2 separate regions of the Homo sapiens genome follow, and region 2 is linked to region 1. Evidence: chromatin loops called from intact Hi-C (ENCODE). Cell type or tissue: Calu3. All regions are shown on one strand.

Region 1 (5,000 bases):
ATCGCACGCCACCCTGGGCAACAAGAGCGCAACTCCGTCTCAAAAATAAATTTTTTTTCAATTCATCTGTGAGATAGGTGATATAGATATTATCTGAGGTATAATAAGTAATAAACAAATGAATGCTTTCCTTATTAACCTTTACTATTAAGAGTGGAAATTAGATTTCCAGAAGGTAAGTATGAGACACTTGCCAGATTTTACAATTGAACTTGTACAAATGTCCAGTTACGATTAGTTTAGAAAATGTCTTGGCTTTAGAGACCTTTGCTGAATGGAGTAGAATGCTGTGCCCCATTTGTAGATTGCTGCTGTGGTAGTCTTGGTATAGTTTTATAGTTTATCATCCTTTTAAAATAATAACTGATTACATGGTTAAGATAACCCTATCAATAAGCTGGTGTTTGTTTTTTAACTAGGAAATCTCATTTTAAGTTCCAGGGCTAGATGGTTAATTGATGTTTTAAAAATAGCTGCATGTTGTGTATACATGAAAGCTAACTTTGAATTTCTTGTACATAAATATTTTAAACTTTGAAATAAAACACTAGGAAATTCTTTCATTTAGAATGAACATAGAAAATTTCATTTTTAATAGTCTCAGATTAGTCTTATCAGAAAATCTTTTTGTTTACTGCTTATTTTAACTTGAATCCCAGTGAACTGGTTTGCCGTTCCAGATGGTATTTTTCAAGAGTGCATCTCTTTGATTTCAGGAGTAGCACTGTAGATGGGTTAAGGAAAAGACCCCTCATCGTATTTGATGGAAGTTCAACAAGTACAAGCATAAAAGTGAAAAAGACAGAGAATGGAGATAATGATCGACTGAAGCCTCCCCCGCAGGCAAGCTTTACCAGTAATGCCTTTAGAAAATTATCAAATTCCTCTTCGAGTGTTTCACCCCTAATTTTGTCTTCCAATTTGCCTGTGAACAATAAAACGGAACACAATAATAATGACGCTAAACAGAACCATGACTTAACGCATAGGAAAAGTCCTTCAGGCCCTGTGAAGTCGCCACCATTGTCCCCTGTTGGAACTACTCCAGTGAAGTTAAAGAGAGCTGCTCCTAAAGAAGAGGCAGAGGCCATGGTAAGTATGGGGGTGGTTTCCATGCTGGTAAGTGGTCTGAATGAAACTTGAGCAGTCTGCCTCATGACGGGAGGTGGGTCGACTGTGCTACATTCTGTTCTTGAACCCTTTTGATGGTCTGTCTGATTTGTATAATACAACTTATTACTCCAGTACTTGAATCCTGGAATTTAAAAATCCATGGTGATTAATGTTTTTAAAAGTTCACTCAAGTTATTTCTGCTTAAAATACGTAGAGAGAGGATCTGTTAGGCAGTTTTCCTAGATTTTTCTCATTTAGTTCCTTTAACTGTCTTGGAACTAAAACAGATAAATATTCCTTTATTAGCAAGGTTTAGAACATTAAGTAATTTGTCCAGGGTCACACATTTATTAAGTAGCATTTGGGGCCTGACCTTAAGTCTGTCTGTTTGTGCATACCTTAAAACCACACCAGACACCAGAATCTTTTTAAGATTTACCACTTGCCTCGCCTACTGCTCAATTTACCTAGCTTTGTGGGGATAGCAGAAGTTGGGGAAATCTATTATGTTGTGCTCCACTATGTTGAATCATTTGGATGCTTGTTGGCACATTTAGTGCAGTTAACACAATGTATTAGAGTTTAATTTGTGAGATGATTTATATATATATAATATAAAATATATATAGGCGCTTCAGAAAAGTGCTTTTACTTTTAAATACCTAGTAGTTTAATAGCCATTATTCTGTAGAATACTTTGCCTTTATTATTATTATCATCTAATCATGTATCAAAGGGATCAAAACTCAGAAAATTCAAACATTCTAAAATAGTAGACTGGAAAAAGAAAACCACCTGACTGGTCATGAGTTTTTTACTTTTATTAGTTCATTGAATCCTTTCAGTAACTATGAAGTAGGCATCTTCGTTATTCCTATTTCACAGATAAGGAAACAGAAACTTAGTAAATTTAAATAAGTTTGTCCAGAATTCCAGAGTTATTAGTAAGCCACCAGGCTGCGATTTGAATTTAGGTTTGTTTGATCCCAGGGCACACACTTTGGAGGCCATGCTTCGTCCATACTCCTTTCAGCTACCTTTGTGGGAGAGAGGAGGAAGGTGTGGGATAAGAGTTAGAACAATAAAGCCACATCTCAAATATTGCCATAAGGAGTAAGCCTCAGAGAATTTTTTTTTTCCAGGCTCTTAAACAGCATTTCTCTACCCTACAAAATTTTACTGTTTTATAGATATGAGATATATATATATATAGAGAGAGAGAGTGTGAGAGAGCTATATGTGAAACACTAAGGATAAAAGATTCTTTTTTATGTAGGGCCCACATATAAATCTTTTTCTTCTTATTAACATTTCCCATTGACTTTGTGTTTTTGTTGTGTTGTTTGTTTTTTGAGACAGAGTCTTGCTCTGTCTCCCAGGCTGGAGTACAGTGGTGAGATATCAGCTCACTACAACCTCCGCCTCCCAGGTTCAAGCAATCCTCCTGCCTCAGCCTCCCGAGTAGCTAGGATTATAGGCGCCTGCCACCACACCCAGCTAATTTTTTTTTTTTTTATTTTTGTAGAGACAGGGTTTCACCAAACCTGTTGGCCAGGCTGGTCTCAAACTCCTGACCTCAAGTGATCCACCTGACTCGGCTGGGATTACAGACGTGAGCCACCTGCCCAGCCTATTTGCATTGACTTTGGATTGTTAAATTGTAAAGTTGATGGAGGAGATAGGCTGGACAGGGAGAAAGCAGATCTGGAGCAGTCAGTGGTTTTCAACTCTGATTGTATGTTAACATCACTTGAGGAGCTTCCAAAAAAAGCAAAAAGAAGTCAGAGCCTTATCCCCCTACCTTTTATGGATTCTGGTTTAATTGGTTCTGTGATAAGACCAGGCCTGGGGCATGTTTTTAAGTGCTCTAAGTTATTCTAAACTACACACATTTGAGAACCACAGAGCTAGAGAACTCACCCCTGTTTCTTTAAATATATTCCCACCAGATGGCAGCAGTGATCTTCCATTAATACATTAATAGTAAACCTTGGTTGTTTGAAATGTTCATTTTAGTTGTTTTCTGATATTTCTGCAAGTATAAACTGATTTCTGTTCATGTCTTTCAGAATAACCTGAAGCCCCCACAAGCAAAAAGGAAGATACAACATGTTACTTGGCCCTGAAGAAAAGTTTCCAAAAATGTAAATATACTGTAACTGTAGTTTTTCAAATATGTTCATATATATTGACAATATTTACAGAAATCCTGATTATTGTGGAATTTTCTTAAGAGGTTTCAAATAGGTTTAAAAAAATAAAGGATTTATTTTCCTTCCCTTCTTCCCTCCCTCCCTTCCTTTTTTAAAATTCTTGCCTGTCTTGCCCTGATTAGGAAAGAATATCTTTTTAAACCAATGGCTTAGTATATGTCATTTATATTGACCCTACTGAAATTATTAGCTACAAATGTGCTATAAAGCATCCATTGAATTGGCCAGGCGCAGTGGCTCACGCCTATAATCCCAGCACTTTGAGAGACTGAGGTGGGCAGATCACCTGAGGTCAGGAGTTTGAGACCAGCCTGACCAACATGGAGAAACCCCGTCTCTACTAAAAAATACAAAATTAGCTGGGCATAGTGGTGCATGCCTGTAATCCCAGCTATTCAGGAGGCTGAGACAGGAGAATCGCTTGAACCTGAGAGGCGGAGGTTGCGGGGAGCCAAGATCGCACCATTGCACTCCAGCCTGGGCAACAAGAGCGAAACTCCATCTCAAAAAAAAAAAAGCATTCAGTGAATTTTCGGAGTTACTCTCATTAGCCTTGTTCAGAGTCTTTGGGGGAAATTTGAGATTTTTGAGATTTTTTTTAAAAACTCAAATATTTTACTAGTTTGCCTGCCATTTTATTTCTTTTACAAAGCAGAAGCATATACCAATTTATCACAGTATTTTAGTAAATACTGCAACATTCATCCTTAAATGTTCACCAAGAAAAGCATCTTTGTAGTAGTGCTGGAAAACTATTCAGAATATACAGATAAAAATGCTGTTCTTTAATTGCTTACATTGCTTCTTCCCATAAAAAGCAAAAAGGAATCAGTGCTTGCTATTGCTCCTTTCCTTGAAGTTGTAACAATTGATACATATATTATGAGTTGACTGGTCGATTCTGTACCTGGCCCATCCTTTAGAATGTTCTTGTCATGTAGCAGTCCTACGTACTCTTTTCATGAGCAGTCTGTGATCTCACTCTGTGAGTTCAGCTATTACTCGCTCGTGGGAGCTTAATCTTTTCAAAATGAAGTTGATTTAAAAAGTCTTCAGGCAGAGTAATCATGTTAGAGGTGGTATTCGATGGAAGAAAGTTTAGAGAGTTAGGAGTGGGGGTAGAATTCTAGAATTTATAAGAGTCCAGGAAGCATAGCAGTCAGGGGCAAAAATTAGCGTAATATGGAGTAGGCAATAGAGGAGCTACTGGAGTCAGAAGTCACTGCAGAGTGCAACATAGGAAGATGGACTCCTAGCTTACATGAGATTCCCTGCAGCTGTAATATAGACAATTCCCACATGGCTGTTCTACACAGAATTACCTGCTAAGATTTTTTGTTTATTTTTGTTTGAGTGGTATTTTCACTCCAATTGTATAATGGAAATCAGTGGGAAAATAGGGTTTACCTTATATTCATGAGTTCTAGTTTCTACTGTTCTGCTATGTGTTTCTAAGCAAGAGCAAAGGATACTTCATACTTTTTTCGTTATATGATTGATCTTCAAATTGGGATTTACCTTTTTCAATATGTTTTAAAGTAGTCTTATTCCTCTTTTGATTTGTTAAACAAGCATTTTAGTTCAGCTATTGAATAGCCTTCCAAAAAATTAATTCAGCCTTGCAGGTAAGTACCATACTAAGACTTTAACCCAATAGTTTTTAATCATTCTGC
Region 2 (5,000 bases), 630 kb after region 1:
CTTCTACCACTTAGACACCCCTTCTAACCCATGGTCCCACCATCTTTTCTCCCTCTCCCCGGCCTCACTTCCCTCTTCCCCAGCCCTGATGGGCCGTAGTGCCAATCATTTTCCCATTCTTGTGTTAGCCTCTGTCCCTTTGTCTCTTTCTCAATTTGTCTCATTCAGCTAAATCCCAACCCTGGTTAAATCTGACCTCCCACCTCCTCTGTACCTGAGCCCAGAAGGTTAAATTCACTGGTCTCTGCCTCTGCCTTACCTTCCTACAGTCTGTGGTCACCTGCAGGCACAGTGATCTTTTTGAAGCTGAAGTCAGATCATGTTGTTTCTCTGTTCTGTATTCCTCAATGGTGTTTCATCTCTCTCAGAGTAAAATACAAGACTCTTCAAATGCCTCCCCTTTCCTGCCACCCAACACCTCTCTGACTCTCTCTTCCTGTTCCTTCCCCTCTGCCTTCTCTGCTCCAGGCATGCCAGCCTTGTAACTGGTCCTTGAACTCACCAGATGTGTCTGCCCCAGGACATTTGTACCTGTGGGTCCTGCTGCCTGGAATGATTTTTGCCCTGGGTATTCACATGGTTTGCTCCTTCAGGTCTTTGCTCAAATGTTACCGTCTTAGTGCTGCCTTTCATAATCATTCTATTCAAAACTAATCCTCTCTCACTCTGCCTTTCCTTCTCCTTCTCCCTGCTTAATTTCCCCAGAACATTTAGTTTCTTCTCATATCTTACATAATTTTTCATTTATTAGGCTTATTGCTTTTCTCTCCAGATAAGTATGTAAGCTCTATAATGTCTGATTGTTTTGTTATTATATCCCCAGTGTGCAGCACACATAAGTATCTGCTAAATGAATATTTCAAAATTATATAAACATATATATGCATACACACATGAACAAAATGCTAGAATATTATACTCTTGTGTAAGAATTTATGCTTTATATATGTAATACTTAAAATGTGAACAAACATGTAATACTTCTATGGTCTAAAAAATCAAGAAAATTAAAAACAAATATTTTCATGGGCTGCACCAGCTCCCTTGTTCCCTGCAATTCATATGGGGCTTCCCCAAAGAATGTGCACTCCCACAGGCTGCCTTAACAGAGGCCTGTCTCCCCATACAGGCCTGGGACCTCCAGCCTGCCCAGATCCACAGAGAAGCCCCTGGCTCCTTGCCTGAAGGGTTTGACCTGGAGAGGGAGGGGGCAGTTGAATCCAGGATGAGATCTCCTTGCATGGGCAAGCCCCAGAAAGAACCCTCATGTTCCCCTCTGGAGAGTTGAATGAAGAACAGTCTCTTCAGCACCTGTGCCTTGGGAAGATGGTTTTGTTTGTTTGTTTGTTTGTTTTTGTTTTTGCTTTAGATGGAGTCTCGCTCTTTCACCCAGGCTGGTGCAGTCTGGGCTCACTGCAACTTCCTCCTCCCAAATTCAAGTGATGTTCGTGTCTCAGCCATTCCAGTTACTGAGACTACAGTTGCGCGCCACCACACTCGGCTAATTTTTTGTATTTTTAGTAGAGACGGGGTTTCACCATGTTGTCCAGGCGGGTCTCAAACTCCTGACCTCGGGTGATCTGCCCACCTCGGCCTCCCAAAGTGCTGGGACTACAGACATGAGCCACCACGCCCAGCCAGGGAGACTCTTATGTTGCATGTTCCGATGCAACACTTTGATGCAGGACTAGCCAGAACTTTTGTACTCAAAAGTAAAAGGTGCACACAGTGGCTGGGCACGGTGGCTAACACCTGTAATCCCCCAGCACTCTGGGAGGCCGAGGCAGGCAGATCACGGGGTCAAGAGATTGAAACCATCCTGGCCAACATACTGAAACCCCATCTCTACGAAAAATACAAAAATTAGCTGGGCATGGTGGTGCGCACCTGTAGTCCCAGCTATTCAGGAGGCTGAGGTGGAAGAATCGCTTGAACCCAGGAGGTGGAGATTGCAGTGAGCCAAGATCCCGCCACTGCACTCCAGCCTGGCAACAGAGTGAGACTCCGTCTCAAAAAAAAAAAAAAAAGTGCACACAGTTGTGCCACTGTCAGGATGGCTCTCTCCAACAATAAGTTGATCCCATATTAACTTCAGATGCACAAGTCAGACTGCAGAGTTGGGAGTGTCCTGCTGCTATGGGAGAAAATTAGGTATCCACTAGGCCTCCTTGCCATGTGAAGTCCTCAGAGAGCATTGCCTTCTGGCAGTAAAGTGGAGAAAATAGCTTACGGCTATATTTAAAAGGTGAATTGTTACATTAAAATTATGTGTACAACATTCACAGGAGGAAGCAGTCCAGCCCCTTGATATTAGTAGTGGGTCTATCTGAGACAAGCTCTGAGCAGACTCGAGGACCTGCTGGGGGCCTGCTGTGGGGGGTTGGCAGTAAAGCAGGTGTCAGCAATTAGCATGATTGCCACCTGGCCTGTAAGGATCTCCACTTTCCATAGTGTCTTTGTGTGTCACCTCCCATGCTGTACCAAGTCATGTCACTTCTTTCTGTCTTGCCCTCACTCTCCTCTGCCCCTTGGAATATGCTTTCTGGAGGACATCAGCCTCCATGTCATGTTCAGCCCTATAGAGAGGCCTGCGTGGCAAGGAACTGAAGCTTCCTACCAGCAAGTATGTGATCCCCAGCCCCGGTCAAGCACTCAGATGCTACAGCTCCAGCTATAGCTTGATTGCAATCTTATCAGAGACCCTGAGCCAGCACCACCCACAAAAGCCACTCCCAGATTCCTGACTCAGAAACCTTGTAATAAAAACAGTCGTTATCTCTAGATACTCTGTGTTGAGGTTACTCAGCAAGAGATGACTAATAATAATTTTGGTATGTGGAAGTAGAGCACTGCTACAACACATACCTAAAACATGAGTGTCTTTAGAACCAAGCAGTGGGCACTAGCTGGGAGGCCTTACGGAAAGCATTCACGAAAGCCTAAATTGCTTGGGACAGGCTGTCAGTAGCATTTGAATTTGAGGAGGTGACTGATAGGGGCATAAAGGAAAGTGAGGAAAATTTGATTGGATGTGAGAGAAAATGGGGTCCTTGTTATGTGGTGGTAGAAAACTGAGCAACACCACTGCATGCAGTAATTCAGGAGTTAGGAGATGATTTAATAAACTGGGTGATCTAGCCAAGGATGTTGTTCAAGGCAGAGAGTTGAAGGTACTGCCTGGTGTCTTCTTATTGCTTATGGTAAAATATGAGAGAAGAGAGATACACTGAAGAGAAAGGAGTCAAAATTTGCTGTTTTTGAAGATTCCCAGCCTCTTCAGATGGCAATTGATGCTACAATTAAGAAATGGCTTCTGAGCAAAGATCAAACACAGGAAACTCTCAGCAAAGCATAGTTCAGAGATGAAGCCAAGTGTGTGACTGAAAAATCCTTTGTTAAGACCTCAGAATGATCAAAGATTGTGCCTCTGAATACCATTAAGCCAGACAAAAGGCCCTCTAAAATTTTAAATGTATGCTTCACAGATCCTCTCCATTACACAAGAGAGCTTCTACGATGCTTAAGGAAGCTGTTCCTCAGCAGAAATCCAAAATGGAGAAGGACTTACATCGAAGAGAATTGGGGGTGTCACTTTTGTCTAATGGAGTAAACCCCAGTGAGATTCACATGAGACCCACAATGTTTTTAAGAGACTTACATCACCAGAAACACCTCTAGCTTGGACTGACACAGACAGTTCACAAAGAAGAGAGAACTTCGGATCTCTTAAGCAGAAGAAGCTGAAAAACCCATACATAGTACCTGTCATGAAAAAAAATAGATGACTCAGAGGTGGGTCCAAGAGCCCAGAAAATGGAATTAAGAGCTATGAAGCTATTGCTGGGCAGTGTAGGACTGAGTCCTGAGAAAGGGACTCCCACCATTGCCCAGAGGGACTGCTATGGACAATGACTCCCTTTTGCTCCCATTTTCCCTCTTTCAAAACAAGAATGTTTATACAGTTATTCCCTGCCTGTTACACCAATGTCAGGTGTGTGCAGGACAGACAGATATCTTGTCTTCTTATGTCACAGGTTTTCAGATTGAGAATTATGTCTGAGGAACTACACCTGAGGAACTTCTTCAACACTTGGATCTGATTTTGAGAGTAAGATTTCAGACTTTGAGCTGATTCTGTAATGGGGATAAGATTTTGCTGGGGGAGCAAGGGGGAAGATCTAGGTAGGGCTGGTGTGTCTATCATGCAGAGGAACATGAATCACTGGTGGCCAAAGCATGGGCTGTGGTTGCCAGTCTCTAGGATGACCCCTCCCACGTGTCAGGGTCAGTCTGTGTGAGCAGAAGACAACAGAAGTGATGGTATGTTACTTCTTTTTTTTTTTTTTTTTTTTTTTTTTTTTTTTTGAGACTGTTTCTCACTCTGTTGCCCAGGCCAGAGTGCACTGGCACAATCTTGGCTCATTGCAACCTCCACCTCCTGGGTTCAAGTGATTCTCCTGCCTCTGTAGCAGGATGAGCCACAGACAAAACCCCTCAGACACCGAGTTAAAGAAGGAAGGGCTTTATTCGGCCAGGAGCATCGGCGAGACTCAAATCTCAAAAACCGAGCTCCCCGAGTGAGCAATTCATGTCCCTTTTAAGGGCTTACAACTCTAAGGGAGTCCATGTGAGAGGGTTGTGATCGATCGAGCAAGCAGGGGGTACATGACTGGGGGCTGCATGCACTGGTAATTAGAATGGAACAGAACAGGACAGGGATTTTCACAATGATTTTCCATACAATGTCTGGAATCTATAGATAACAGAACCAGTTAGGTCAGGGGTCAATCTTTAAGCAGGCCTAGGGTGTGGCACCAGGCTGTCTGCCTGTGGATATCATTTCTGCCTTTTAGTTTTTTTACTTCTTCTTTCTTTGGAGGCAGAAATTGGGCATAAGACAATATGAGGGGTGGTCTCCTCTCTTATTCCCCCCCTTTGAGAACCTCGCTCATTAGTGGGAGTTCTCACTTTTATTTTCACTACCCGTGTCTTCTTGCAAT

The links. Peaks named below come from ENCODE experiments on the same cell type or tissue, not always from the same donor. Only the 100,000 strongest peaks of a DNase experiment are listed, where the experiment ranks them.
Region 2: a loop joins it to region 1, with 5 times the contacts of the local background. A loop is called at or near these places in 2 of 110 quality-filtered maps.

What each region holds. Positions count from the first base shown.
Region 1 is chr2:105,342,132-105,347,131 of GRCh38, forward strand. C2orf49 (chromosome 2 open reading frame 49) reads left to right here. Exons shown (of 4, transcript NM_024093.3): 3 at 717-1,092; 4 at 3,184-5,000. The coding sequence ends at 3,240. Among named protein-coding and RNA genes, the nearest start is that of C2orf49, 7.1 kb to the left of the region's middle. In Calu3, no CTCF peak of the experiment used is centred here; a DNase peak (open chromatin) is centred at 3,041.
Region 2 is chr2:105,974,643-105,979,642 of GRCh38, forward strand. No RefSeq gene overlaps it. Among named protein-coding and RNA genes, the nearest start is that of ECRG4, 89 kb to the right of the region's middle. In Calu3, no CTCF peak of the experiment used is centred here; a DNase peak (open chromatin) is centred at 2,709.